Linked DNA regions of Homo sapiens: all the other regions are linked to region 1. The links are chromatin loops, found by intact Hi-C in ENCODE. Cell type or tissue: endothelial cell of umbilical vein. All regions are shown on one strand. Links, peaks and the distances in the headings refer to the core of each region. The heading gives the core; the rest is flanking DNA. Region 1 overlaps MAP3K1 (mitogen-activated protein kinase kinase kinase 1). Region 2 overlaps LOC105378977 (a long non-coding RNA gene). Region 3 overlaps ANKRD55 (ankyrin repeat domain 55).

What was found. Peaks named below come from ENCODE experiments on the same cell type or tissue, not always from the same donor. Only the 100,000 strongest peaks of a DNase experiment are listed, where the experiment ranks them.
Region 2: it touches region 1 in a loop (4-fold over the local background); 5 of 110 quality-filtered maps call a loop at or near these places.
Region 3: a loop joins it to region 1, with 4 times the contacts of the local background. A loop is called at or near these places in 4 of 110 quality-filtered maps.

What each region holds. Positions count from the first base shown.
Region 1 is chr5:56,833,548-56,843,635 of GRCh38, reverse strand. All of the region lies in intron 1 of MAP3K1 (mitogen-activated protein kinase kinase kinase 1), which reads right to left. Among named protein-coding and RNA genes, the nearest start is that of MAP3K1, 23 kb to the right of the region's middle. RefSeq lists an enhancer at 197-366. In endothelial cell of umbilical vein, for the core only: a CTCF peak has its summit at 4,977 (motif pointing right); DNase peaks (open chromatin) are centred at 5,005 and 6,055; H3K27ac peaks cover 1,007 bases.
Region 2 is chr5:56,346,036-56,356,123 of GRCh38, reverse strand. LOC105378977 (a long non-coding RNA gene) reads right to left here. Exons shown (of 3, transcript XR_948342.3): 3 at 5,062-5,521. Among named protein-coding and RNA genes, the nearest start is that of ANKRD55, 120 kb to the right of the region's middle. RefSeq lists an enhancer at 4,709-5,908. In endothelial cell of umbilical vein, for the core only: no CTCF peak of the experiment used is centred there; DNase peaks (open chromatin) are centred at 3,073 and 5,363; H3K27ac peaks cover 2,122 bases.
Region 3 is chr5:56,195,232-56,205,319 of GRCh38, reverse strand. All of the region lies in intron 2 of ANKRD55 (ankyrin repeat domain 55), which reads left to right. Among named protein-coding and RNA genes, the nearest start is that of ANKRD55, 33 kb to the left of the region's middle. In endothelial cell of umbilical vein, for the core only: a CTCF peak has its summit at 4,004 (motif pointing right); a DNase peak (open chromatin) is centred at 4,049; H3K27ac peaks cover 765 bases.

The sequences.
Region 1 (10,088 bases), core at 2,806-7,805:
TGTCACAAAGATTTGCCCCTGGTCCAGTCCACTCATTCTCTGCCAAGCTCTTAGGTCTGGGGTGAAAGCAAAAAAGCCATGAGAAACCAAACCAAACCAAACCAAAAAACCTTGGTAATTTATTTTCTCTAAAGGTCTCTATATGGTTACAAGTAAGTCCCAGAATACAAAATAAAATAAATGGGCCTGGGGAATGGTTCTCATTTCATTGTAAAGACCCTGGAACTCTGCACAGTGGGAACATTGTGCATCTTCAGCACTGATGGTGGTGTTACTGGCAGGACTGGTGGGTGAAGCAGGTCCGAGGGGGCGAGGCCAATGTGGCTGAAGGAGGTGATGGCAATGGCCAGAAAGCAGTGCTGACCAGAGACGGCTACTGGGTCACTGGCCAAATTCAGCACATGTAAGACCCACACTGGGGACTTCAGGAAGAACTGGTGGGTGGGGGGTGAAGAGACTGTTAAAGGTACTTATGGAGCAACAGCCACCCAAACGAATCAAATCCAGGTAGCTTCTATCAAAATGACCCCATTTTAACAGGCTGGGGTCACATGAGGAAACGTGTTGCATCTACAACAAAACCAGGAAGGACTTCTTAGTCAATAGAGATCATACCACCTGAAAGATATGTTCCTAGGACTGGATAGATAAGGTAAGAAGCCATACCACATACAGAAGAAGTATGGCACAGCGATCAGGGGCATGAGTTCTGGAGCGAGACTGCCTGGGTTAAGATATAAGCTCTGACACTACCTGTGCAATCTTGGTAGAAGTGCTTCTTTGTGCCTCAATTTCCTCACTATAAAATGGGGATAATAGTATCTACCATATAAAGTAGCGACCAGGATTAAATAAATTAATATATATGTAAAGTACTTAGAAGAAAGTTAACTTCTTAGAGTTCCTCCCATTATTCTCCTATAAATGGGGATAATAATAATAGCTAATACTTATGACCCACCTACTACCCGCCACACCTTGTTCTAAGTCTTTTACATATAGTTAATTCTTACCTCACTTTTTAAATGAACATGGATGAAGTACTTGCAATGGCACCAAGTGCATGGTAGCCCACAATAAACTGAATTACTACTATCACTACTACTACTATTAAAGCTAGCCTCTGCAGTGCCTCCTCTGTTCTAAGTACTACTCTAGGTATTGTCCATACAGTGGCTTTACATCTCACCAAAGCTACAAGGTAAGAGTCCTCATCTTCATTGGGCAGATGAAGAAACCTGCAGAAAGATTAAGTAGTTTGATTAACTCTCCATAGTCAGTGACAATTCTGAGTTTCAAAACCAGCTCTCTACGACTTTAAAGTCCTGTCCTCCTCCACTATGCTGTTATTATAACTTCTTTTAACAAGTTATTTGAAAAACAGATGACAGTAGCAAAATAAAACTTTTTTTCTGGTTTCAGAAGGTAACAATGTTGACTAGCAACATCTAGAATATGAAGACTGCTGTACAAGGCTGCTTCTGCTGGTATTGAGGGAGAGAAGAAGCTCTAGCCAGAAGACAAAGGAGGCTTCAACTGTTTAATATTAGTTCCTTTAAAAAATACACATCCAACTGCACTGCAGCAAGTACAATAAAATATTAACATTTATTAAATACAGGTGAAGGTTTTCTGGCTGTTTATTATACTATTATCTAATGTATTCCATCTGTATCTTTCTGTATGCTTGAAATATTTCCTTAAAAATAAACATGCACCACTGAACTACTACTCCACACTGTGGGAAGCTTCACGGAACTAAAGGAAAATGACAGGATTCAGGGGTCTGGAAATTCATAATCAAGTCCTGACTGTGCCATTAGCCATGACATGCTCTTAAGAAATTCACAACCTTTTTGGAACTTAAGAACCTATGAAATCACATCAGACTACAAGATGATAGCTTAGGGTCATTCAGTGTGAACATACAATTCATTTATCGCCACTGCCACATCAATATTATTCCTGTCAGGCAGATAGACACCATCAGAAGATAGAAAGCTCAATAGGACCACAAATTCCTTTTAATCGTTAAATCTGGAGAGTACTTCCCAAAATTTTTTTGAGTAAAATATTCTTTGTCATTCTATAATCCAGTGGCTCTCCATGTTTTTGAATGTGAAAATCCTTTCTTAAGGTATCATCACCATCTACGTGGTAGCTAAGTGGATCTGCAGACCCCTTGTACTAACTCAGGCAGTATATCAGTATGGGTGACATACTGTTACGAACTTTTAGACTCCTCCAATATTCACTATCATAGCAATTCAAACTTTATTACTAAGAGAGGCACGTATTATGTATAAGACTCTATCAAAGCTCTCAGAAAGTTCAGACAACTGTCAAGCAGAACATTCGAGAAAGTAGAGAGCACAAAGATTTTAAGATCGTTTTACATGAAAAATATTAACCTGTCTAGTTTTTTTTTTTTTTAAATCAATAAGCCATACATTTCTCTTCCTTAAAAGGCTTAACAATTTTGACCTCAGATGATCTGCCTGCCTTGGCCTCCCAAAGGGCTGGGATTACAGGTGTGAAACACCTTGCCCAGCCAATATGGCAAAACCCCATCTCTACTAAACACACACACAAATTAGCTGGGCGTGGTGGTGCATGCCTGTAATCCCAGCTACTCAGGAGGCTGAGGCAGGAGAATCGCTTGAACTCGGGAAGCGGAGGTTACAGTGAGCTGAGAACGTGCCACTGCACTCCAGCCTGGGTGACAGACAGAACAAGACTCCATCTTTAAAAAAAAAAAAAAAAAACCTTAACAATTTTGCATTTGCATATTTAAGTGCTGTAAGTCAAAAAGATGCAAAGTAGTAGCCTGAAATGAGACATGAAACATGGCGGCTCTCAGACCAAGTTTCAGTTCCAGTTGTTTTTACGTCCCAATGTGAATTCTATTAATAACTACTTCAGGCCAGAGCTCTCTGTAGCCACACAGCTGACTTTTCTCATAATCTGGAATAATGGTATCAGATACGCTTAATCTCAGTCAAGTTACAGAAGTTAGGGTTTTCTGTTTTTTAAAAGGAGAAAAGCTGGGATACAATATTAAAAGTCATACTAGTTTTCTGAGTGCAAATCTGAAAACACAGTTATTGCTAAAATATTTACAAGTTTTGTATTATTAAATAATGTTTTCAGAGAATACTTGCTATTCAGCCAATTAATACTCATTATTTGGCTGGACGCAGTGGCTCATGCCTGTAATCCCAGCACTTTAGGAGGCCGAGGCGGGTAGAACACCTCAAGTCTGGAGTTCAAGACCAGCCTGGCCAACATGGTGAAACCCTGCCTCTACTAAAAATACAAAAATTAGCCAGGTGTGGTGGCATGTGCCTGTAATCCCGGCTAACTGGGAGGCTGAGGCAGGAGAATCGTTTGAACTTGGGAGGCGGAGGTTGCAGTGAGCCGAGATCAGGGCACTGTACTCCGGCCTGGGTGACAGAGCAAGGCTCCATCTCAAAAAAACAAAAAACAAACAAACAAACAAAACGCTTATTTAAGTAACATGAGTAGATGTCAATGGCAAGTTACACAATAAGAGAAACTTTGACTTTAAAACCAACTTTACCATAGGCCAATTGATGTAAACAAGTGGGAAAGTTTCTATGGCATATTTCTGGTCACAAAAACATCACCAAACTTCTAGAGACCCCAAACACTTCTAACACTAAACACTGAAAAAATGTGAGCTGTAACATACATTTAAGAAACATTAATAAGATGATTATTTACCCACTTATTCCAGTTCAGGGTCACAGGTGGCCAGAGCCTGTCCCAACAATTCAGGGTGCCAGACTTGAACTAGCCCTGGGTAGGATGTCATCCCGTTGCAGGGTGCATTAACAAACACCCACATTCTCTCAGTCTGGGTCCTTGCAGACATGACAATGAACCTAACGTGCACATCTTTGGGGTGTCAGGGGGAAACCAGAGTACTGAGAGAAAATCCACCCAGAGATGGGGGGAGTATGCAAACTCCATACAGACAGTAGCCTCTGCCAGAAGAGATTTTTATCCTCATCAACTTTTTAGCAAAATTGTCCAAAATGTTCAACTAAATGACATTATTGAAGGATCTGCTATACTTTACACTGGAAAAATAAAAGGCAACTAACCATTGGTTAATATACCTGACACTATATATGTATTTTTTCACTTCAGGATCTTAATCTATCACCCCTCATGGATTATACCATTAATCTGTACACATAAGCAAGGATAAATCAATTTAGCATACAGTCCACCTCTTTTAAATACCACTCATGACTTGCATAATCCAATCGACAAGTGGAAAAAGCTGGAGATGGCTGATGCCTAGTAGTCAATTAAGCCACAACATCAAAAATGTCCCAATATACTAAAAATAATGACTATGCGAAATTCTCAAATGATGTCCTTTAATTCGGATACTGGTGTGTTTGCTGCTGTTCATGTACTCAACCTTTCACTAATGAGATACTATTGTTAGGAACTACAAAAAGAGCACCATATGGATTACTCTGAAGTAGGCCTTTGGATTCGCAACTTGACCTCAGGAATCCCTCCACTGACCTATGGCCAAGTTGTGATCAAGCAATCTCTGCACTAATATTATTCCCTAGGAAAACGAAGTCTCCCCAGAAGATCTCGACCAATGTCATATGCTCTTCAATCCCCTTCAATTATTTTTTGGAATAGTTCATTTCCTCCCAGCCATTTGCTCCTAGCTCAAAACAAAACAAAACAAAAAACCTTCTGGGCCAGTGAGTACATTAACATGATGGTAAGGTTTTGAGACTTGCCAAGTGCTGAATCATGTTTATGCTTAGGTTTTGTTTCTACACCTGGTTTTGGGGGCATAAACTCCCTCTAAGAATCCTAGCTACCCTAGTCAATCCACTGGAAGACGGGATCACTGCCCAGCAAATGCCACCCACTAAGGATTCAAAGTGAAACAAGATTCTTCGAATTGAATGGAAGAAAACAAAAGCTCTTCATTCAGTAGGTGGCACTCTTTCCTTAAAAATGTTAACTCAGGCAATCATTAATACCAAAGATGTCATCTGCCCACTAATCACTTGAAAGAGAAGGCACATTAACTCTAACATCCTGTCCTAAATATAGTCTGAATCATTACTGTCTTCCTAAATAATGTCTTCCTCATTTCAATGAGATCCTGGAGTTGTTCATAAATATGCCAATTTCTTTTCACTATAGCAAAAGCTACAATTTCATAGAACCAAATAATTGCATTTACTTTAAACTGGCAGGTTTTGACTTATGACTTTTCCTGCTATATGCTTCAAAAGACATTCATCATAACTGTTTTCTAATTTTAATGATTTCAGATATAAATGACAATTTGAATGGAAATGGGGCAAAGAACTGTACTTGTAACACAAATTGTATTACTCCATTTTAAAACAAGACAGCTCTTTTTCATAGGCATGCATATGAATATTCTTTTTAAAACAACAGCTTTGACTCAATTCATCATCACTCTGACTGATACCGGACCAAAGTTATCAACCTGAAAACTTTTAAACTGAAAAATGAAAACAGACTGACAGCTAATAAAATGTGAGTTTGCCTAGCATACAGAAGAAGCAAAAAATAAAAATAAAACCCTAGTTTATCTAGTTTTCCTTAGGCATATTTCCTGGTGTCAGTACTCTGTAGGGTTCACCTCATTAACTGAAGCTCTAGGGTCCCCTTGGAGAAACCATCCCAGGTGCTGCCTTCAGCCTCCCCCACTGGCCACGTCCCCTAAAACTCAGTGTGAAGAAATCTTCCTCAGTCCTCACTCAGCAAAGAGCACTGCTATAATGGCCTCTTATCTGTTTCCCACTCTTGACTTTGAGATCCGTGAGGACGGAAATGGGTCTCAAGCTTATGTCTCCTGCCCCAGCAGAAAGCCTGGCACAAGGGTGGTAGTCAATAAATATGTACTTAATAAAATAATGGATTAATCTTTTCCCCTTGGACTTTTACTTGAGAACAAAGCCTTTGTCTTACTCATCTTTCATCCAGACTCCCAAATGCCCAGTATTTGTACATAGGAAGCTGTGAGGAAGCAATGCCTTTCCAATATGAACTTCTACGCCAGAAAGATCTCCAAGATGTAAATAAGCTTCACTGAGGCCTTTGTGTATGCCAAGTATCCACTGTTAGTCCTGGGGCACTGCAGAAAGAGGGAAGAGCTCCCACACCACTCTTGGGAAAAATGACAGCTTTCAACCCCAGGAAAAGACTAAGAGATGGTCAGTAAAGAAGCTAAGAACCATGAGTCTAGACTCATATATATTTCAGTGAAAACCTAACTTAGGAACTTACCCATGTCTATAATTTTGTTAATGGCTGTTAATTTTTCCTGTGGTAAGTAGGAATAAAATGCCTTGAAGAAAACCCTCAGAGATTCAAAGATCTTGTGGCTGGGAGGGGAGATGCAAAAGCCATGAAGTGCATCCTATTAGGGAAGCAACCCAAGAGGAAGAAAGGGAACTAGCTCAGGGGGTCAGTGAATGGGCATGTCTGGGGGGCAGTGCTGGAATTCCGAATCCAAATTTCTCACACCTAGATTCTCCTAGCTTAAGGTGGGGGGATACTGCTGGCAGGATACATTTAAAACCACAGCATAAGCATAAAAAATGGAGCATCTGTTTTCTAGAGTGTCAATTTTATTCCAAGATTTCTGAGAGGAGTACCCTGTGATGGTTTTATGTCAAAGATACAAAGGTGGCTAAAATACAAAATTCAAATGGATTAAGGTAAATCAAAAGACTTGAGACTTGAATCGATTGTGTTCACTGTTCCAAGTAAGCATTACTAGGATGACAGTCTGCACAGACACTCCTGGGTCCCTTTCCTTCAGTCCCCTAAAAGAAGTATGCTGGATGGATAGGGCCAAAATGTTTGACAATAGGCTGAAGCAGCTGTTCTCAACAACTCTGCCATCATAATATGACAGTCACATACACAAGACAAAACTTCAATAAACTGTTTAGGGAGTGCCACACAACTAGCCTCATGTAAACAGTAACAAGTCACTCCCGACCCGAAGCAGAGACAAGATAAACCGCACAAATGCCCAAAGCGTTAATCACATCTCTACCACTTTCCCCATCCAAGAAAGCCTATCAGTATGCAAGAGAATAAGTAATATCTATATGGGTATTTCTAAATAGGTCCGAAATTAACTCTCTAAAAACTAATCACTTTAACACTCTGACATTATTACCAAAAAAAAGGTAATTCCTGAATTACCTTCCCACGTGCACTGCCACACCCATGTCACCAGCACCAAAATTTGACTGGCTGTAGTCAGGTACACATGCTGACCAAGTTGAAATATGGAGAGAGAGTATTTCTATGAGGTATTTAAAAGCGACAATTAGGAAGAGGGTAGACAAACACAAGAGCCACTCAGAGGGCTTGGACGGAAAACAATTCTCTGAACAACCTGGGATAGGGATGGTCCTTTACAGGAACTGCTCACATCAACCTCAGTCGAGTCCACAAACCAAGCAGAAATCATGAAATGGGTTCTGCGCACACTTACAAACACGTTTTTGTTAGAATATTATCTCTCTGAGAGCAGGGATTTGTGTCTGTTTCATTACTGCCATCTTCCTAGTATCTGCATACAGCCAATTCTTTACAAAATTTGATGAGTGAATGTTTTGTTATACCACAAGCTACAATTTAAACAAAGAGAACACAAACATTTCTAACTACAAATTTCCTATTTCAAAGGTATAGCTAGCTTTTCATTAGACTGGCTTCCTATTAACCATCAATTGACCCCCTCCAAGCCGCCATCTCCTTGAGAAATGACATTTCAGAAAAGCATGCTCACTACTTTAACCACAAATAAAACTTTTTCCTCTCTGTGCCATCTCTTCAGCTTGTAAAATTCCCCCCCTTTTTATCTTAAAACAAAAAACCACCAAACCCCAAAATGCTTCATCTTTGCAAACATTCTAGCTTCTATTTCTCTCCCATCTCCCTCCTTCTCCAGGTTTCTCCAGAGTAGCCTAAGATTCCGCACCTCTCCTTCATCCCTCAGTAAAGTACGTCCCACTCCCATCACTCCATTAACCCACGTCCTCTGTAGCCCTCAACCAGCAGCATCCCTACTGCGGACCACTGGCTCCTTGGAAAAAGTCCTCTTCCTACCTTCCTGTCTCCTCTTCCCTGCCTTCCTGTCTCCTCTTCCCTGCCTTCCTGTCAACTCTTCCCTGCCTCCTTGTCTCCTCTTCCCTGCCTTCCTGTCTCCTCTTCCCTGCCTTCCTGTCAACTCTTCCCTGCCTCCTTGTCTCCTCTTCCCTGCCTTCCTGTCTCCTCTTCCCTGCCTTCCTGTCTCCTAACCTGCAGTGGTCTCAGGCTCCTCCATAGGATCCTCTTCAGCTCTTTTCCAGGAAATACTGGCATTCTTCAGGGAGGAAGCTGAGCTAGTATTTCCCTGCTACCCTTTCTAAGGTATGGATGTGATCCTGGGCCTGCCCATCAAGGAATTAAGATTGCCAACAGAACTATCATTCACTTCTCAACCCTTAGCATCTGTGCCAGATTCTAAGCCATCCAAGGTTCAACGGAGCAAAGGTTCCATTGGAGAGAAACACTGGAGGCCATGAAACTTCAAGCCTGCAGGTGGAATTACCACTAATAAGTAATTAACTTGTATAAAATAAGATACTTAATTTTATATCTTATTACTTGTTAAGACTTATTATAATAATATCTAAAATTAAGTATCTTATTTTATACAAGTTATTCTCTTAAAAGCTGTATATAAGTAAAATATACACAACAAAATCATTTTCAGGAGCCTGACACCATCACCCTTATTCTGGCTGGGGTGTCAACTCACATTTTAATTTAAAAGGCTTTCTTAAAGCACAACAATATTTCTCTCATCTTTTTTCTTTCTTTGTTTTGAGATGGAGTCTTGCTCTGTTGCCCAGGCTGGAGTGCAGTGGCATCATCTCAGCTCACTGCAACATCCGCCTCTCGGGTTCAAGTGATTATCCTGCCTCAGCTTCCCGAGTAGCTGGGATTACAGGCACCTGCCACCATGCCCAGCTAATTTTTTGTACAGTACAGACGGGGTTTTACCATGTTGGCCAGGCTGGTCTCGAACTCCTGACCTCATGATCCACCCAAAAGCAAATTAACAGGCAGTATTCAACAAGCTGTCCTCATATCCAGGCATACACATAGAATCCTGTCACATCCAGGTAGAACCTACAACTACTCTTCAGTTTCCTCCAAGAGTTTCTTATGAAATTAGCTACAAGTAATCAATAACTAGCTAGAGAACACAAGAATTAAACTCTCTTTTTATCTCCCCTGGCTCCAGCATTTACCTAGGGCTCACTCAGTTCCTAGCACAGTACATACACATAGGAAAGTATGTCAATAAACAAGTGCTGAGCTAAAGTGACAGTGTTTAAGTTTCCAACCATAAGCAGTTCACATAAAAGACTTATGGGCCAGCAAACTACTACTGAAGAAAAAATAATGGCATGTCAGAGACACAGTTAAGGATAAAGATATTTATCTTGCCTTGAAGGAGATTTCAGTTTTACCTGAGTGACCTTTCTATAAACTAAAAGATAATCTCCTTTGTTGGGAAGGCATAGGGGTCAGGAAGATTACTGAATTCTCTCAGTCACTAAGCTCTTATAATTATCAAAGAAGGTGCCTGCTGAACACAAAATAAAGGCCCCACATGTGACAGGCAGGCATTCGTTAACTTATTTCACTAGTAAAGAACAACCACCAGTAACAGAATAAATGAACAGAAGTCCATCTAGGCATAACTTAATACTAGATGCTGGCCTTAGATATCATCTTTACTCAAATTAAAGGGCATTACCAACCAAGAATAATTAATTCTTTTAATTAAAACACATTAATTAAAAGAATGCTGAAGTGTGAAATAAGCCTAAATTTAAAATAACTGGAAATGAAAACCAGCTTTCCCCGCCCCCGCCAAGGCTCATTTGTAAACAGCTTTAACAAGTGTGTCTTGTTGTAAAGACACACGTTTCAGAATGCCTAAGGTACTGCAGGAAGCTCCCTGGGAGCATGCAGAG
Region 2 (10,088 bases), core at 2,258-7,257, 490 kb after region 1:
AGAAGATATACATACATGTAAATAATAAGTAATAGTTCAGGCAGTACACAATTAAATGCCAGAAGTAATGATTCACTTAATGAGTGTTGTAGGGTTCCCAAGAAAGGGAAATGAATGGGAGCTGAGAAGGTCTGGGAAGATTCATGGAAGAGGGAACTAGGATCTGGGATTTAAAGAATGATCAAGGCCTGCACAGTGGGCTGGGGAACAAGATGGGCATGCTAGCCAGGAAGCGCTACTGTACATGGCATGTCTTTAAAAGAGGTTAACAAATATGGAAAACTTAGGTTGACAAAGGTAAAAGAAACCTGTAAAGCTGAGAATCAAAAGCAAAACCTTTTGCCTTGGTAATAGGAAAAGCTAAAACTGTCAGTGTTTGTCTGGAAACACTGGGGCTCTGAGAGTCCAGACATTTTTCTAAATGCATTTTGGTGTATTTCTACTTTTTCCCAGGTGAGTGATTTGGCCAAACCAAGTGAAGAGCGTTAGTGGTATTTGCTGTCTCTTTGCTGGATTGCATATATTTTAAATTGATTATCCAATTTGAAATTTGTAAAACATTCCCAGAGAGAAGCCTTATTAACGTACTGGAAAACCTTTGATAAAGAGAAGGTAGTGTCTAATGACACTTTTCTTTATCAAAAACTTTATACCTAGAGATGGATAAAAATAAGACAGGTGGTAGAGAGAAGTGCTTCAGGATATTAGATAAGAAAATTGATACTTAACCAACTGAAATAAAGATAACTATACTAGAAAATATTAGAATATACCTCCATGGATCTTGAAGCAGAGAGGAAGAAGGGGAGATGCTGGCTTGCAGTAGGGCCCTGAGAAGATGAGGTGATGAAGGTTTCTCCTGTACCCTACACTACTGGCTCTGAGCCACATCGACATAGAACCTAGAGAACAGAAAGCCCAAAAATTGAACTTCAGAGATACCAGAAAGTTCTCTAAAAGTGTCATCTTCAAAAGAAGCTTGAAAATGGCATGGTAGAATGGAAAAAAACATGCATAGGCTTTGGAACTATTAATACATGACCCTGATTCTTGGCTTAAATACTTACTTCATCTGTGAGCCTCAGTTCCCTCATCTTTAAAATGGGGATAATGTTAGTATGGTTGTTGCAAAGACTGAATATGATCGTGTAAAGCATTTAGTAGAGAATGCTGAGTACTTAACATAGAGTAAGCTTAGTAGATGCTCGCTGCAAGTAATGATGGAGATGGTGATGGTGGTAGAGAGTGTGCCTTACGGTCCTTTTGCAAATCACATTTTGGGGGGTGGGCGTCTGTGTTCGGAAAGCACTGGTTAAGGTCCTCTGGTTTGACTCTGCCATGAGGAACCAGTGAGAAGTGAGATATTTAATGCTAAAATGTCTGATATAATTGCCAAATACATTTATACTTTGGGATGTTTTCTACAATTTCATTTTAGTGGGACTCATGTGTGACTGAGTATGTTCCCAGTGAAACTATATTTTATTCCTTTCCCCACCACACCTACCACATCTCACACACACACATAAACACACACTTAGCCATTCATGAAACAAGAAGCAAATGAAGCAAAATCCACTCATGCTACAGTCCATAAGCACAGCTAGATAGAATGTAAGATGTGGCTTCTTTTCCTATAACTAATCTGACAAGATAACTCATTTCTGTTGCACACCTTTAAAAATTTAACATTTAGCCCTATCTGATTTCGGACCTAGCCTTAACTTGTCATGTAAACCGTGCCTTTGAGTCACAGTTACTCCTGGGCACAAATTCTCAGCCTTCTAGAAGGCTTCCTCCTTCCTTTCCTGTTCCCACCACTCTCCCTCCCCATCTGTTTTTCCCCCTAAAGTGGTGAATGGAAAAGAGGGAGAGGAGAAGGTGGTTGTAGCTTAAGGTTTCCATGACCTCCTGGAGGTGCAGGGGGAGTCCTCTAGCTGCTGGAATCTCTGGCACAGGGATCCTTGCCCACCTGGGGAACTGTGGTGCTGGTGAACTGGTGATCTAGTCTCTCCCTCAGGCTGGCCAGGGCCTGGTGGAGATCCAGAGATGCATGAGTACTACTCTACTCTAGATAGGGTGAAACCTATTACTTACCCTTCCGCCATGAAGCCGTAGCCTTACTGTCCTGAGAAGCATGAGGCTTCTCTACTCTATGGGGAGAACCAATAGGGTCTTCAGTCTTGGTCTTTGGCTTCTTTTTTTTTTCTTTTTTTTTGAGATGGAGTCTCGCTTTGTCACCCAGGCTGGAGTGCAGTGGCGCGATCTCAGCTCACTGCAAGCTCCCAGGTTCACACCATTCTCCTGCCTCAGCCTCCTGAGTAGCTGGGACTACAGGCGCCTGCCACCACGCCCAGCTAATTTTTTTTTTTTGTATCTTTAGTAGAGACGGGGTTTCACCGTGTTAGCCAGGATGGATCACGATCTCCTGACCTCGTGATCCACCCGCCTCGGCCTCCCAAAGTGCTGGGATTACAGGCGTGAGCCACTGCGCCCGGCCGGCCTTTGGTTTCTTGAAGGAGAGATTTAAATTTGTTCTTGAAAATCCTCTCTCAGAACAATAGCCTAATAAATAGGCCCTATATTGAACACAAGAAGCTGAATGTTACCAGGGCTTTTACAATTGACAAATTCTAATTTTTTTTGTCCAACCCCTCCCATCTCCCCACTCCCCCAGCTCCACTCACATACAGACATATATACATACACCGCTTGAGCCTGCCTAAGTCCAAAGGCAGAAGGTAACAAAGTCTGAAAGCAAGAAAATAGCACGTTCATATTTTCCAGTTTTAAATTACACATGAAAGAAAAGTTAACAAGCCTTCTTCAATTAACCAAACCAGCCCCAGTGATATTTCTGAGATGATATGAAAACTTGGTCTACATAGTCATCCAAAATACCTATGTGTTTTCTCTAACATGAAAGCGACATAGGAAATTATGCAAACCACTTGGAAAGAATGTGTTCCTTCTGCAGAATAGTCCCTTTCCTTTCCAGATCTAGCTTTTACTTTTAGGCCCTGTTTACGTTTTAAAATGCCCTCAGTATTAGCAGCACAATAGCCACCAAGACTTATTTTTAGAAAGAACACCACCACCCTGTATTCCAAGACTCTGCTTTACCAAGGGAGCCTTATCTGTTACATTTCATCTGTTCATGTTCTACAATAAACACCTGATTCACAGCCCTTTGGCAATTACTGTTCTAAAGATGACCACATGGAAAATTTGAATTATTAATAAATGATTCTCTGAGATACATAGGCCCCAGCATAAAAAACAATCCAGCCTCAGCCAATTTCTATACACTGAACTCTGTACCCCCGAGATTCAAATATTTAAACCCTACATTCTAATGTGACTGTATTCAGAGATAGGGCTTTTAGAAAGTGATTAAGACGGACTGAAGTTGTAAGAGTAGGTCCTAATCTGATAGGACTGGTGGCCTTATAAGAAGAGGAAGAGAGAGAGAGAAAGGTCTCTACATACATGTATTGAGGAAAGGCCACGTGAGGACATAATGAGAAGGTGGTTGTCTGCAAGCCATGAAGAGAGCCCTCAACAGAAACCAAATTGGCCAGCACCCTGATCTGAGGCTTTTCAGCCTCCAGTGCTGTGAGAAAGTGAGTTTCTGTTGCTTAAGCTACCTAGTCTGTGGTATTTCGTTATGGTAGCCTGAACAGTCTAATACACCAACCAAGATGAATAGCAACACTACTAGGTAAGACAGCTTTGCTCAACGCCACTTTCAAAGGCAGTTTGAACATCTGAGTTACGTTGTGTGTGTGTGCATGCATGCATGTTTGCGTGATGCATGTGTAGAGAAGATATTATATTTTACTCTGAAGTATGCCCCTATATTTGTGAACGAGTTCACAGAAAATAAGCTTTCAATGGTTTCCACATGTTTATTTTAGTTGATTAAAAGTATAGAGCAGTTTCTTGAACAAAGCGGAGGGATATGTCCTAGCCTAGTATCAGATGTTGCTCACAGCTGTCTTACAAATAATCTCTATGAATTTTGAAAACTTTGTGTTAAAAAATAAAGAATACTGTGAATTACTTGTGCATTGATAGCAGACGTTGATAGCAGAGAGAATCACTTACTTATTTAAAAAAGTCGATGGCAGCCGGGTACTGTGGCTTACACCTGTAATCCCAGAACTTTGGCAGACCGAGGCGGGCAGATCACAAGACCAGGAGTTCGAGACCAGCATGGTGAAACCCCGTCCCTACTAAAAATACAAAAAATTAGCTGGGCATGGTGGCATGTTCTTGCAGTCCCAGCTACTCTGGAGGCTGAGGCAGGAGAATTGCTTGAACCTGGCAGGCAGAGGTTGCAGTGAGCCGAGATCACGCTACTGCACTCCAGTCTGGGCGACAGAGTGAGACTCCATCTCAAAAAAAAAAAAAAAAAAAAAAGGAGATAGCAATTGGGACAATTAGAAAGGGAATTCCCCCTTCCTTGTCTTTAGTTTGAAAAAGAAAAAGTAAGCATATATACTGTTGTACATTTACAGGGAACTAATCTCTTTAGCTGCTTTACCTTGAGTAAGCCTCATAACAATCTGAGGAGGAAGATATTTTGCTCCTTTCTAATTGCGTGACCTTGAGCAAGTTCCTTCAGCCCTCAGTGACTCGGCTTCCACACCTATAAAATGCGGACAATAGTACTACCCATATTTTGGTTTGTTGGAAAGATAAAATGAGATAATATATGTAAAATCCATAGATCAATGTCTGGTACAAAGTAGAAGCTCAATGATAGACATGTTGGCATTATCATTGCTGCTATTTTTTTATAATTGTTATTTTATAGATCTGAAAGCTAAGTCTCAGAGCACTCAAGGATCTTGCTGAAGGTTGCACAGCTAATAAGTGACAGATCCATAATTCCACTCCAGATCCATCTGATACCAAAGTTGATGCTTTTAAATCACCCATCCCTTTATCCTGTCTCCCAGCCATCTATACACAGGCACCATGTGATTACAAACACAGCACTGTAAATACTCCTCACTTACTCAAACGAAGAGTCCTTTCTTATTAATGAAGAGCTAGCCCATTTACCCTTTCTGTCTGTGGGTGAGCAGCTTAGATCACTCCCTCGGGGGAGCAATGACTGAGCCATCCTAACCCTCCTTTGTCTCACTTAACAGCCTTCCTTCTCCTCACTGTACCTTCTCAATGTTGATAAATCAAAGAAATGTCAACAAAATGAAAAGACTAAATAAACATTTTCTGTAAGGGTCATATGAGAGGGGAATTTTCTTTTTCATCAAATATTTGATAACATCTTGGACTTTTTGATGTTCCTTTCTCATACTTGGGACTGAATGAAAGTGTATGAGTCATAGACATGACCAAGGGAGGAAAAGCAAATGAGTCACTTGCCCGTTTGGACCTTCCGGCCTGGATGCTCCCTGGGATCAGCATCCCCAGAGGGCTGGTCTGGCCCATCCCACCTGCTGCAGCTGCCGGCTGAATGGGAAAGGGATTTCCTCAGGAGACACTGGGACTCCTGGAAAACAAGTGAGTCAGGAAAAGTGAAAAACATCAGAGCCTCAAGGAGTTGCCCTGTAACTCTTCCAAAAACCATTTTCTGCTATCAGTTTAGAGGTTTCTCATCCACATTTCGTCACTTCCCACTCCTGGATGTACTCCTGCTATAAGCTAATCACTCCTTAAATGCAGACACACACTTCAAAGAGTTGCCATCCATCGTCCTCTCCTCCCCATTAATGCAAGCTACAAGTGCTTGGACTCATGCATCCTTCGACAGATAAATCTCTGTTTCCTTTACTCTTTTTATTGCTCTATTGGAATCTGTCCAGCCTGTATCCTTCTGGTACCAAAGTGCCCCTGGTTGAAGCCCATACTGCTGGACTTAGTCTCTGGGAGTTGAAGGGAGAAGAATTGCAGTGTCCCTCAGCCCACTGTGCTACAGACCTTTTGAAACTTCCTCTCAGTCAGCTGGTCAGTGAATCACATTTAAAACCCAAGCTCACTGTCCACTTCTTTTCAATGGGTCTCTCTCTCAGAGTGTCATTTTTCTATGTTCACCCTGTTTTTCTCAGTGAGGACTTTGGTGCCTGGAAGCCATGAGTTTGAATTCCTACATCCTCTATTATTTTGCTTATAGACCTTGCCAAGTTTGTCGATCCATCTGAGACTCAGTTTCCCCATCTTGGCAAGGAGATAATTCCCATTTCTGGGTGTTGAGTGAGGATTTGGGGCTGGGTAAGACAGCCAAGAGCATTCAGGTGCTCTTCATTCGGCCTCTCTCAACCCGCATGATCCAATGACTTATTTTTCCCCAGGGGCAATCCCCTTACCCCTCACCACCAAAAGTGATTTTGTGACAATTTTCCACTCATTTTTTGTCACAGGAGGTCTCTCTATATTTTTTCCTCCATCTTCGCCAGGATTATAATTCTGCTGATAGCCAATTCTGAATCATCAGCAAATTATGTCAGCAGTTTATTCCCCTCATCCAAATACACAATAAAAATGTAAAACAAAAGTTCTTCTGTAGCTTGTTTCACAAATGTGCTTAAAACTTCTCTCCACAGAATTTATGTCACTTGTATGTATAGTTATGCACTGCATAATGACATTTTGGTCACTGACAGACCGTGACCCCATATAATATGACGGTGACCCCACAGATATGACGGTGACCCCATAAGATAATAACACTGTATTTTTACCTTTTCTATGTTTATATATGTTCAGATACACAAATGCCATTTGGGTACTGTTATGTTTCAATGACCAACAGTTTTCAGTACAGTAAAATGCTGTGCAGGTTTGTAGTCTAGGAGCAATACACAATACCATATAGCTTTGATATTGATGTATAGTAGGCTATACCATCTAGGTTTGTATAAGTACACTGTATGAGGTTCACACAACGACAAAATCGCCTAATGATGCATTTCTTAGAGCGTATCCCCATAGTTAAGCAAGGCATGACTACAAATCCAAACATGTAAACTGAAAAGTGCCAGAAAGGCTGCCATCATGAGCATCAGTAATTTTACCAGAAACATTAAAATACCCTCAGGTGATTTTTATTATTTTTTTTATTTATTTATTTATTTATTTATTTTTGAGATGGAGTCTCGCTCTGTCACCCAGGCTGGAGTGCAGTGGCACGATCTCGGCTCACTACAACCTCCACCTCCCGGGTTCGCGCCATTCTCCTGCCTCAGCCTCCCGAGTAGCTGGGACTACAGGCGCCCACCACCACCCCCAGCTAATTTTTTGTATTTTTAGTAGAGGTGGGGTTTCACCGTGTTAGCCAGGATGGTCTCAGATCTCCTGACCTCGTGATCCACCCGCCTCGACCTCCCAAAGTGCTGGGATTACAGGCATGAACCACTGTGCCCAGCCCTGATTTTTAAAATTAACACTTCAAGCTCTGTTCATTTTTTAAAAAAAGCAAACAAAAAAGATAAAGCTGTCAATATAATGTACTTTCATTTTATAAGTGTTAATTGCCCTTAGGTGTGTTCACATTAATTTTCTTTGCCTTTCTAGGGTGTTAAGAGATATTTTCTTTGCAAATAGTTTGTTAACTGTAAGTTTGATCCTCTATTTCCTTCTTTTTAGAATAGTGTACAAACTTCTAACACCAAATTCTTAGACATTTATAGACAGTATTCTCCAACAAAACAAAACAATTAAATCTGTCATTTAAATTCAGCCAACCATTCCTCCCTCCACCTTCAATATAACTTGATTTTCCAAATTTCAGTTGTGGAACAGTTTCAAATCCAACTAAAAGAACTACAAGGGAATTATATTGGGATGTATTTTTTATTTAAGTTGATTATTTTAATAGCCATGCCAAATCCACCTGACACTGTTCCCCAAATAGCCAGTGGTCAACAACAAAGTAGTAGAGTACGTCTCCATTAACTGTTCTGCTGTCAACCTAAGGATCATCCTGTTTGCTTAAGATCTTTGTCCATAAAAAGGATCTTAAAATTACAAGCCCAGCAAACATTATTAATCCTAGGAAAAAAAAAGAAAAATTTTCACATTCAACAGTATTTCTGATAGATTACCATTTTAGTTCAGAATATAAATTATGACTAAGCATACAATTAGGCTAAAAGTAAAACATCTCAATTCATTCATAATTGGACATTAGCCATTACTTCTACAGAAAAAGAGAGTTTCAGGGTTGGCAAGTGGTTTTCACTATGATCTAAAACATAATCTAACAAATACACACTGAATCAATCCATAGCAGTCAATTGTTGGTATTGACATATTAATGACAAGATCTAGACTATAAAAAAGAATAACGCCTGTAATCCCAGCACTTTGGGAGGCCAAGGGGGGCGGATCACGAGGTCAGGAGATAGAGACCATCCTGGCTAACACGGAGAAACCCTGTCTCTATTAAAAATACCAAAAATCAGCCTGGCGTGGTGGCGGGCGCCTGTAGTCCCAGCTACTCAGGAGGCTGAGGCAGGAGAATCACTTGAATCTGGGAGGCGGAGGTTGCAATGAGCCGAGATCGTGCCACTGCACTCCAGCCTGTTAGACAGAGCAAGACTCTGTCTCAAAAAAAAAAAAAAAAAAGAATAAATCATCATGCAGACCAGAGAATGCAAGTGTAAGCATCTCCAAAGGCCAGGCAAATGAGTGACTGAAACAGGCTTCAGGGTGTAAGGGCCAGGTGAAAGCTTCCCTTCTACCCTCTGAAGGTTTGCTGAAAATGAACTGACAATAAACAGATTAGTAAGAGAAAAGGCATGCTGCTTATTTAACATGCATAGCACATGGAAACCGCAGAATGATTGCTCAATAACCCAGTGAGGTCTAGATGCTTATATGCCCTTCTTCCTAAGGGAAGCAGAGATGGGGTGTAACAATTTTAAGGAGTAGTAAATGATTTTTTGAAGGGCAGTATGGGAGACAGAAATTAACTTGTAAATTATTCTCTTCATAATTTGAATGAGCCAGAGGCGCAGACATTATCTTGTGAAAAAGTCTTTCCAAGTGTGATTGCATTTCTCAATCTTATTTTCTGGATTTTAGGGAGGGGATGGAAGGCAACTGTGTTTCCTTTGGCAAGTCTGGTCTTAAAGTAGATAAGGGAATATCAGAGTAAAGCCTCATCCTGTGCTTTGGGAGAGACATAAGGCTGAGAGACAGGGCAGGGTTGAGGGGGAGGAAGAGGATCATAGAGACCTTGAGGCTATGACTTTTGAAATCACCTTTGCAAAGATTATGACAGTGAGAGAAGTCCAGCATGGTTGGCCCAATCTAGCCTCCCAGGCTGGCTGTCTTCACTCATTCCTGGGCATAGGCCAAGCTAACCATGGGAGAAATTTAGTTGATGGTTTAACTTTGAAGCAAGGATGATAATACTCCCTCTCTTAAACTGCGTCCTCCTTGTTTGGGGGCTGACACTGCCTTTGTAAAACTGATGAAAGGCTACAAGATTACTATTATGGGAGGGGCCCAAATTCTGCTAAAATGTATGCATAGTTTCTATAATCGCTTACTATTCAGGAGTCAGATGGCCAGAGGTCACAAGATTTGTGGCTTTCCCAATTGCTCCTATAGGTCACTATTATAGAACCTAAGATTGGTCTTTTGAGATGTTTTATAGACTGTTGCATTCCGGCAATTGACTGACCCCACCAAGACTCATGACTCATCGTTCAACTGGTCCCATAACCCCTGCACCCACCCAGAGGCAGACTCAATGCACAGGATCATTTTCCACATGCTTATGATTACATCCTCAATCAGTCAGCAGCACCCATTCCCTAGTCGCCTGCCCACCAAATTGACCATAAAAACCCTAATCTCTGAGCCTTTGGGGAGACTGATTCCAGTGATAACTCCAGTTCTCTTGCATGGCCAGTCTTGCATTAATTAAACTGTTTCTTTACTGCAATACCATGGTCTCAGTGAATTGGTTTTGCCTGTGCAGCAAACAGGAAGAACCCATCAGATGAGTACACTTTAGTTCAGCATATCAGAGCACCATATTTCGGGGTATCATTTTCTGAGCCCCAACAAGGGTGAACTGGAGACTGTAGACCTAAGCTAAGGGGCAGCTG
Region 3 (10,088 bases), core at 1,629-6,628, 640 kb after region 1:
GGAGGCTGAGGCAGGTGGATCACTTGAGGTCAAGAGTTCAAGACCAGCCTGACCAATATGGTGAAACCCCATCTCTACTAAAAATACAAAAATTAGCTGGGCATGGTGGCAGGCACCTGTAATCCCAACTACTCAGGAGGCTGAGGCAGGAGAATGGTTCGGACCCAGGAAGCGGAGCTTGCAGTGAGCCAAGATCATGCCAATGCACTCCATCCTGGGCAACAGAGTGAGACTCTGTCTCAAAAGAAAAAAAAAGAAAGAAAAGAAAACAAGTCTAAACTCTCTTCCAGCTTTTTCAAAATTGAAAACAGCTATCATGTTCAACTGAACATGAACATTCTGCTCTGCTCCAGACTAAACAAACCAATTCCTCATTTTCCAGAGTTGGCAGTTAAAATGGCAAATGCCTGACTCCAACACCTGCCATTCCTGGAAAGTGAGAGGTAGGTGGAGTCATGTATTTGATTCAGAAGAAAGTAAGGAAGATTGGAGGAAGGATGGTTTCATAACAACACTTAACTTACTTTTCAATTTCCAAAAGCCAGCAAGGCTAGCATAATCCTTCATAAAATTAAAGATTTCTACCTACCTGTATTAGTCCATTCTCATGCTGCTACAAAAAAACTACCCAAGACTGGGTAATTTATAAAGGAAAGAGGTTTAATTGACTCACAGGTCTGCAGTGTCGGGGAGGCCTCAGGAAACTTACAATCATGGCAGAAGAAGCAGCAAATGCATCCTTCTTCACATGGCAGCAGGAAGGAGAAGTGCCAAGCAAAGGGGGAAAATCCCCTTATAAAACCTTCCTTACACCTTATACAAAAATTAATTCAAGATGGATTAAAGAATTATATGTTAGACTTAAAACTATGAAAACCCTAGAAGAAAACCTAGGCGATACCATTCAGGACATAGGCATGGGCAAGGACTTCATGTCTAAAACACCAAAAGCTATGGCAACAAAAGCCAAAATTGACAAATGGGATCTAATTAAACTAAAGAACTTCTGCACAGCAAAAGAAACTACCATCAGAGTGAACAGGCAACCTACAAAATGGGAGAAAATTTTTGCAATCTACTCATCTGACAAAGGGCTAATATCCAGAATCTACAATGAACTCAAACAAATTTACAAGAAAAAAGCAACCCCACCAAAAAGTGGGCAAAAGATATGAACAGACACTTCTCAAAAGAAGACATTTATGCAGTCAAAAAACATGAAAAAATGCTCATCATCACTGGCCATCAGAGAAATGCAAATCAAAACCACAATGAGATACCATCTCACACCAGTTAGAACAGCAATCATTAAAAAAACACAACAGGTGCTGGAGAGGATGTGGAGAAATAGGAACACTTTTACACTGTTGGTGGGACTGTAAACTAGTTCAACCATTGTGGAAGTCAGTGTGGCGATTCCTCAGGGATCTAGAACTAGAAATACCATTTGACCCAGCCATCCCATTACTGGGTATATACCCAAAGGACTATAAATCATGCTGCTATAAAGACACATGCACACATATGTTCATTGTGACAGTATTCACAATAGCAAAGACTTGGAACCAACCCAAAGGTCCAACAATAATAGACTGGATTAAGAAAATGTGGCACATATACACCATGGAATACTATGCAGCCATAAAAAATGATGAGTTCATGTCCTTTGTAGGGACATGGATGAAGCTGGAAACCATCATTCTCAGCAAACTATCGAAAGGACAAAAAACCAAACACCGCATGTTCTCACTCATAGGTGGGAATTGAACAATGAGAACACATGGACACAGGGGAAGGGGAACATCACACACCGGGGACTGTTGTGGGGAGGGATAGCATTAGGAGATATACCTAATGCTAAATGACAAGTTAATGGGTGCAGCACAACAACATGGCACATGTATACATATGTAACTAACCTGCATGTTGTGCACATGTACCCTAAAACTTAAAGTATAATAATAATAAAATTAAATTAAATTTTAAAAAAACCATCAGATCTCATGAGAACTCACTATTATGAGAACAGCAGCATGGGGGAACCACCCCTATGATCTAATCACCTCCCACGAGGTCCCTCCGCCAACATGTAGGGATTACAATTCGGATTACAATTCAAGATGAGATTTGGGTGGGAACACAGAGCCAGACCATATCACTGCCTAATTACCAAAGTATTTCTTGACATAATATTTTAACATCAGAAAAGTTTCCACAAAACCCCAGTGGGTGAGAAAGCCCATCTGAGCAGAACATGTGTACTAAATTAATCAGTAAATGTGTATATTGCCTCCATCCTAAAGGCCCCATACATAAAGATTAAGATATTTTTAAGAATTAATATTATTAAAATAAAGATGCATTCTATTAAAGTGCATTCTAAGAGGCATCTTTACTGAATTTCAACACAGAAACACTCCTTAAAACAGAAAATTCCATTCCCCAGGTCCTCTTCATGCAGGAGAGATGCTCAACATGAAATGCCATTCACAGCTCAGAAAACCTACCCCCGCAAGAGCACAGAGATGCTAACATTCAAAGAAACACAACATGTGTTGCATCACAAATTTGGTTAGGAAGAAAGATCTGATTGCAGTCAGATATTTACTCTTGAGATAATATTGTTGCAAGACTTCCTCCCCACAGAATGAAATCTCTTCTTTTCCACTCCCACGGTATGAAGGTCACTTTGCATGTTTGTTCCCTCAACTGGTACATGTGGAAAGTTCGGAGCTATTTTTCCCTTTAAAATGTTAGAAAGAAACTCTCTTCTTCTCATATGACTGACACTTTCTAAAACACTCTTATCATCTCAGGAAATACACCCTGAGGGACTGGAGAAGACATGAGAAATGGTAAAAATGTTTCTGCTCACAAAATTACTACAGCCTGCTGCACAAGGCAAAGGGTCTCGTTTAAGAGCAAGGAGACACAAGTGCCTATCAATGTCAAAGTAGTAATTTGGATAATAATAACAACAGGCACACTTTGTTTTTTTTTTTCTTTAACTTTCATTTTAAGTTCAAGGGTACATGTGTAGGATGTGCAGGTTTGTTACATAGGTAAATGTGTGCCATGGTTGTTTGCTGCACAGATAATCCCATCACCTAAATATTAAGCTCGGCATCTATTAGCTCTTCTTCCTGATGCTCCCCCTCTCCCCACACCACCCCCTCTGACAGGCTCCAGTGTGTGTTGTTCCTCTCCATGTGTCCATGTGTTCTCATCATTCAGTTCCCACTTATCAGTGAGAACACGTGGTGTTTGGTTTTCTGTTCCTGCATTAGTTTGCTGAGGATAATGGCTTCCAACTCCATCCATGTCCCTGCAAAGGACATGACCTCGTTCTTTTTTATTGCTGCATAGTATTCCATGGTGCATATGTATCACATTTTCTCTATCCAGTTTATCACTGATGGGCATTTAGGTTGATTCCATGTTTTTGCTAACAGTGAATAGTGCTGCTATTGTGATATGCATGCAAGTATCTTTATAATAGAATGATTTATATTCCTTGGGGTATATACCTAGTAATGGGATTGCTGGGTCAAATGGTATTTCTGCCTCTTGGTCTTTGAGGAATCACCCCACTAATTAACACACTTTGAATATTTACTCTGGGCCAGGCACTGCTTTAAGCACTTCATATGAATTAATTCATTTAGCTCTCAGAACAGCCCTAAGGGGGAGGCACTATTCTTATCCATTTGGCAAGTGAAGAACGGACATAGAGATGTTAAGCAACTTGCCTAAGGTCACATAGCTAGCAGGTAAGTGGCAGTGCCAGAATCAGACTCTAGAGGTGAGGCCCCAGAGCTTGTGCTCTTACCATTTTTCTATATGTATGCTTTGTGTCACCTGATATATTTGAAAAAAGTCACATGAGACTAATTTTGTTTCAATGCCAGCCAGCTGTATCAATGACCTTTAACTTGTTCTTGCATGGCCAAAGAGTTCCAGATTGACTCAGGGCCCAGGTGAAGGTCCACAGAGACTCTTTATTACCAGTGGGTGGCAATGTTGTCCCATGAAGCCATCGTGGTGCAGTGTAAGGCCTGGCATGCTCCTTAAAGGTGGAAAGACGCCACTTTGTGGATAGGTCATTCTGGGTACCCCTAAGAATGCAGTTTCTTCAAAGCATTCAGGATAATCCCGCAGGGGGAGAGAGGGAATTAGAGGAATGCCCAGGAAACTGTTCATTGAAGTGATTCTTCCCGTCCTGCCATAATATCTCCAGTATGTCTCAATCATAAATAAGACATTTGTCTTCCCACTAGGGCATGTCTTTCTTAGGGACAGAAACTCTGTAGCCTTTGTAACTACAATTTTACTAGCATATGGTAGATGAGTAAATGGATGAATGAGTTCTTCAGAGGCAATCAATTCTATTTCAAGGAACAATCTAAGAAAGAGCTTCAGAGTCCTCTGTGGTTGTCCAAAATGAATCCAGACATCATTGGTGACCCTAGGATGTGTTTAGTCACCCAAGAATCCTCAGAATAGAATAAACCAAAGAAAGCCTCCCCAAATTACCCTGGTCTGAGCTCTTGAAATTGCAATACCCAATGTGCCCTTCCACTGACCTGGCCCTTTTGCAAAAGGGTCACAGCTTAGGCAGAACAAATGTCAAGCTAACTTCTGGGTAATTTCAACAAAATGGGCCCAGTAACCGATGCAGTCAAGGGCTTTCCCAAAGAGCTCCATAATAACCCAAGGACAGAGCCACCATATGAAGCTCTAAAAAAGGAACTTTTTGTAAAACTTGAGATACTCTAAGGAAGGTCCTCTAATCTAAAACATTTTTAATAGCCTATTACGTGTCTGACATACCAGTATTAATGCTAAGCCCTTGACATTGGATAATTTATGATACATCCAGAAATCAGTTAGGTTTTTTGACCATGAAAAATGAAGGAAAGAAATGATCTTAAGGCTGTCTATTCTTCCAATTTTTAGGTAAAAATTAATAAAAATTAAAATACATACCTATGTCTTTTTTAAAAAAAAACCTACTAGAGTATTTATAAAGGTCAGAATTAGCAAAATACATACTTTTTTCTTTTTTAGGATGTTATCAAACAGCAAGGACTTGCTTTCTTAGTTATAGATATGCTAGGCTCTGTGTACCCCCTTAGTATTAGTTTATTAAAGCTAGTAAGCCTGAATTTGGTTTATTCTGACAGGTATAAAAGAACATAAATTCATTATAGAGAATTTGAAAAATATAGAAAGTTCTGAAGAATATCCAAGAGATTATCTCTATAGACTTTTTGATGCACGTTCTTCCAGGCTTTTACGGACTTTTACACATTTCATATATATACATATTACAATTAAAACACAATTGTAGAGATGCTGTGTTGCTCAGGCTGGTCTCCAACTACTGGTCTCAAGTGATCCTCTCACCTCGGCCTCTTTTTTTTTTTTTTGAGACAGAGTCTCACTCTGTCACCCAGGCTGGAGTGTAGTGGTGCGATCTCGGCTCACTGCAAGCTCCACCACCCGGGTTCATGCCATTCTCCTGCCTCAGCCTCCCAAGTAGCTGGGACTACAGGCGCCCGCCACCACGCCCAGCTAATTTTTTTGTACTTTTAGTAGAGACAGGGTTTCACCGTGTTAGCCAGGATGGTCTCGATCTCCTGACCTTGTGATCCGCCCACCTCGGCCTCCCAAAGTGCTGGGATTACAGGCGTGAGCCACCAAACCAAGCCACACCCAAGTTTTTTTTTTTTTTTAACTTTGAACATGGTAATTTATCTTATGCATTATTTAAATCAACTGTTTAAAAATGTTCAAAAGCCACTTTAAGAAACATTTAAAAATACATTTTTCTGACTTAATGGTGATCACTTAAAATAAGCAAGTCACCAGACATTTTTAAACCATTCATAACACCATTACCTTAAATAATTGTTAGATTCCAAAACACAAACATTCACTATGTAGTACAACACACTGCTCAGCAGTAAGATTAGTTTCCCTCTGATAAAATACTTCATGTAGGTTATTAATTTGCCGGGCCCTGCAAAGTTATTAAAATTTAACTAATATAAACTGAAAACTAGAGAGGTAAGGGAATTGAAATAGAGCACAATTCAACCCTAAAACTTTAGAGCTGGTTTCTCTAAAGAGAATTTGTAAAATTCCTTATTCCACCCTTTGTTAAAGTTTTTATTTCAACTCTTAGATATAAACACGTGTTTGGGTTTTTTTGGGTTTGTTTGTTTGTTTGTTTGTTTTGAGACAGAGTCTCACTCTGTCGTCCAGGCTGGAGTGCAGTGGCGCGATCTCGGCTCACTGCAAGCTCTGCCACCCGGCTTCACACCATTCTCCTGCCTCAGCCTCCTGAGTAGCTGGGACTACAGGCGCCCGCCACCACGCCCGGCTAAATTTTTTGTATTTTTAGTAGAGACGGGGTTTCACCATGTTAGCCAGGTTGGTCTTGATCTCCTGACCTCGTGATCCGCCTGCCTCGGCCTCCCAAAGTGCTGGGATTACAGGTGTGAGCCACCGCTGCCCAGCCCCTAAACACGTGTTTTTAAATCAACAGAGGTAACATTAACATTTAGCATAGGATCTATCACAGGTTGTCTCCCAGATTGCTTCAGTATGTTTCTGTCAGGCCTACTATAAAGAAGAAAAACAAAGCAAATGGGTTTTGGTTTTTTTTGTTTTTGAGAAAAGGGTGAGTGGAAGAATCCAAATAACTTTACTTCCTTTAATAATTGTAGATGTGGCTAGGCGCGGTGGCTCACGCCTATAATCCCAGCACTTTGGGAGGCTGAGGCAGGCGGATCACCTGAGGTTGGGAGTTCAAGACCAGCCTGACCAACATGGTGAAACCCCGTCTCTACTAAAACTACAAAATGAGCTGGGCGTGGTGGTGCATGCCTGTAACCCCAGCTACTCGGGAGGCTGAGGAAGGAGAATTGCTTGAACCCAGGAGGCAGAGGTTGCGGTGAGCCAAGATCACGCCTGGGTAACAAGAGCGAAACTCCGTCTCAAAAAAAGAAAAAAAAACAGTAATAATAATAATTGTAGATGCAGAATTAATTTAAAATTCTAGATTTTTAAGTAGGGCAACTATCTTGAGAGCCAGCAGGCATTATTCTTAGACTTTTACTTTCAATCTCATAGGGAAACCCAGTTCGTAGGTTTAAAATTTTCAATTAAGTAATAAAAATTTTAGTCACTATTAACAGCCAAATTAACCCTTTGAAGGCAGCATTTAAGAGTAACTAGAAAATGGGAATTAGTAATAAAACAAATAAAGAAGGGCAATAAATACAAAGCAGAAACTGTCAAAGAATAATAGTCTAATGAACTGAAAACAAATGGAGAATAAAATGCTAGATATAATTTAATCAATCAAGGGATTCTTTCAAGTACAAAAGTGCATCAGCCTGCTAATAACTATGGTTTGACAGTCTCAAAGAAGTGAAAAATTAATACTCAAGAAAACAATTGTGAAAATAACCAGTTAGCAAATTTAATGCTCAAATCCAATTCCATATTCAAATAATATTAAAAGCCGATCAGTGGTTTATTTTCGTATCTCATTACAGTAAGAAAAACTCCTCTGAAATTTATGATATTTGAAAACAAACTGCGACAAAAATTGGCTTTATCTATGAACTTTCCACTAGAAAATATAAGCATACCATCATTAGAGAACATAAGACATCAAAAGCCTTATGTTTTAAAACCATACTAAAATAATTTATCTAAATAACGAAGATCTTAATCTAAAAGATAGTGAATACATCATCATCATGAAATCTGGTTTTATGTGCTCTATGAAATACTTGGAGAATTGTTTTTGTTTTTGCTTTATTAGGTCACACAAAACAGAATGAATTGGCAGAAAAGTGCTCTGTATGTTATAAAATAGCATTTACTACTTCAATTTAAATTGTTTTTACTAACAATTGTAGACCTTTTTGATGACACTGATTTTATGTATGCTTTTAATAAATTTTGTACTTATTAGTACTTAATGAACCCTTCCTGCCTCAATATAAAATTACTAAACTTGGAGAATTACAGATTTTATCGTGGACCCTGATATTAGTCACTTTGGAGAAGCTACAAATTTGGCCAAAATGAAGGATCCAATGACCCTTTAAATTATCTTTATTTTATATTTAATATTATGTGATCCTGGACTACACTGATTTAAAACATGCTTTTTGAAAAATGTCTTAATAATGGGGCAGTAATCTTCAGTGTGCTTCAAACACTATTTGCACCAAAATCATGTAGGTATTGGCAGTGGTTCTCAAACTAGGATAACAAAGACACCTGCAGAGTTTGCTTAAACACAACTGCTGGCCCCTGCCCCTGCTCCTAGAGTATCTGATTTAGTAGATCTGAGATGGGGCCCTGAGAGAGGTTGCATTTCCAACAGGTTCCCAGGTGATGTTGATGCTGTTTGTTGGGACCACACTTTTGACAATCACTGTCCTAGGGTATTTGGTAAGAATGCATATACTCTTGGGCCCCATGCTTAAGTTAGAATTTCTGAGACTGGGGTCTGCAGATCAGCATTTTAACAACATCCTAGGCAAGTATGCTAACCACAGTTTAAGAATCACTATGATAACTTGGCTGGGTTAATTTGGGTATTACTGGCCAATGTATCAGATGTCATATATCATATAAATAAAAATGGAAATAATGCTAAATGACTAACTCCAAGCCTGATACAGTTCAAATGAACACACACGGTTTGAATATAAATCCTGCCTCTGTTACTTACTAGCCTTGTGAAAGTGGCAAAGTTACTTTAATTCTCCAGGCCTCAGTTTCCTTATCTATAACATGGGAATAACACCCAAATTTTGAGCATTAACACTATTATACACAGATTATCTAAGCACAATAGTTAGCACACAGTAGGCACTCGATAAATACTAGCTATTACTTATTAAGAAATGTATGAAATATTTCCTTCAGTATCTGGTCAAAGCAAATTTTTTATTCACTTAAATGCAATAGCTACACTCCAAGGTAATAGAATAATAATACAATCTTCTATTTATTGCTCCCTTATTCTGGGACAGACAGTGTTCTAAGAACCTTACATTTATTTAATCCTCACAAAAATCCTGTGAGGTAGGTAGTATTATCATCCCTAATTTACAGATGAGAAAATTGAGACACGGAAATATTAAATAAAATTGCTCAAGGTTACAAAAACAGTAAGTGTTGGAGCAAGAATTTAAACCCAAGCAAGTCTGACTCTAGAGCCCAGGATTCATGACAACATTCATTTCCTATGAGCAAATCTTAAGGTTTTTGGATATTTATAGTAAACCATTTATACTTCTAGTCAAGTAACACATATGAAAATTCATGTCCACACTATGGTAAAGAGTTGTTCAAAGAATAAAATGAATGCCTTGAAATTTTGGCAGATGATACTACCATGATAATAGGTAAAAATTGGTGCATGTTTTCACTATGTGGGCAGAGTAATCCATGGTTAGCCAATGAAATGAACATCCTCTCAAATAAACCATTCAAAGAGTCATGATTTTGACATGTTTTGGCACAATAAATAGAAATTATTTAGCTAGCCAGGCGCTGTGGCTCATACCTGTAATCCCAGCACTTTGGGAGGCGGAGATGGGTAGATCACCTGAGGTCAGGAGTTCAAGACCAGCCTGGCCAACATGGCAAAACCCCATCTCTACTAAAAATACAAAAATTGGCTGGGCATGGTGGCACACGCCTGTAATCCCAGCTACTCGGGAGGCTGAGGCAGGAGAATCGCTTGAACCTGGGAGGCAGAAGTTGCAGTGAGCCGAGATCGCGACACTGCACTCCAGCCTGGGGGACAGAGTGAGACTCTGTCTCCAAAAAAAGAAATTGTTTAGCTAAACAGCAGAGTAAGTGGCATGACAGCCATGTAAAATTGGCATAATGATAAACATAAGGGAAATGTAAATCTTTTGTGCCACTAAAGATAATCTCATAGAAAGTCTGTAAAATATTCTGTTATGACACACTCAGTATTGCTAAAGATAATAAAAATAAAAATGTTCTTTCCTTTCAGAAAGTCTTTAAACAGAGTCACTAAAAATAGA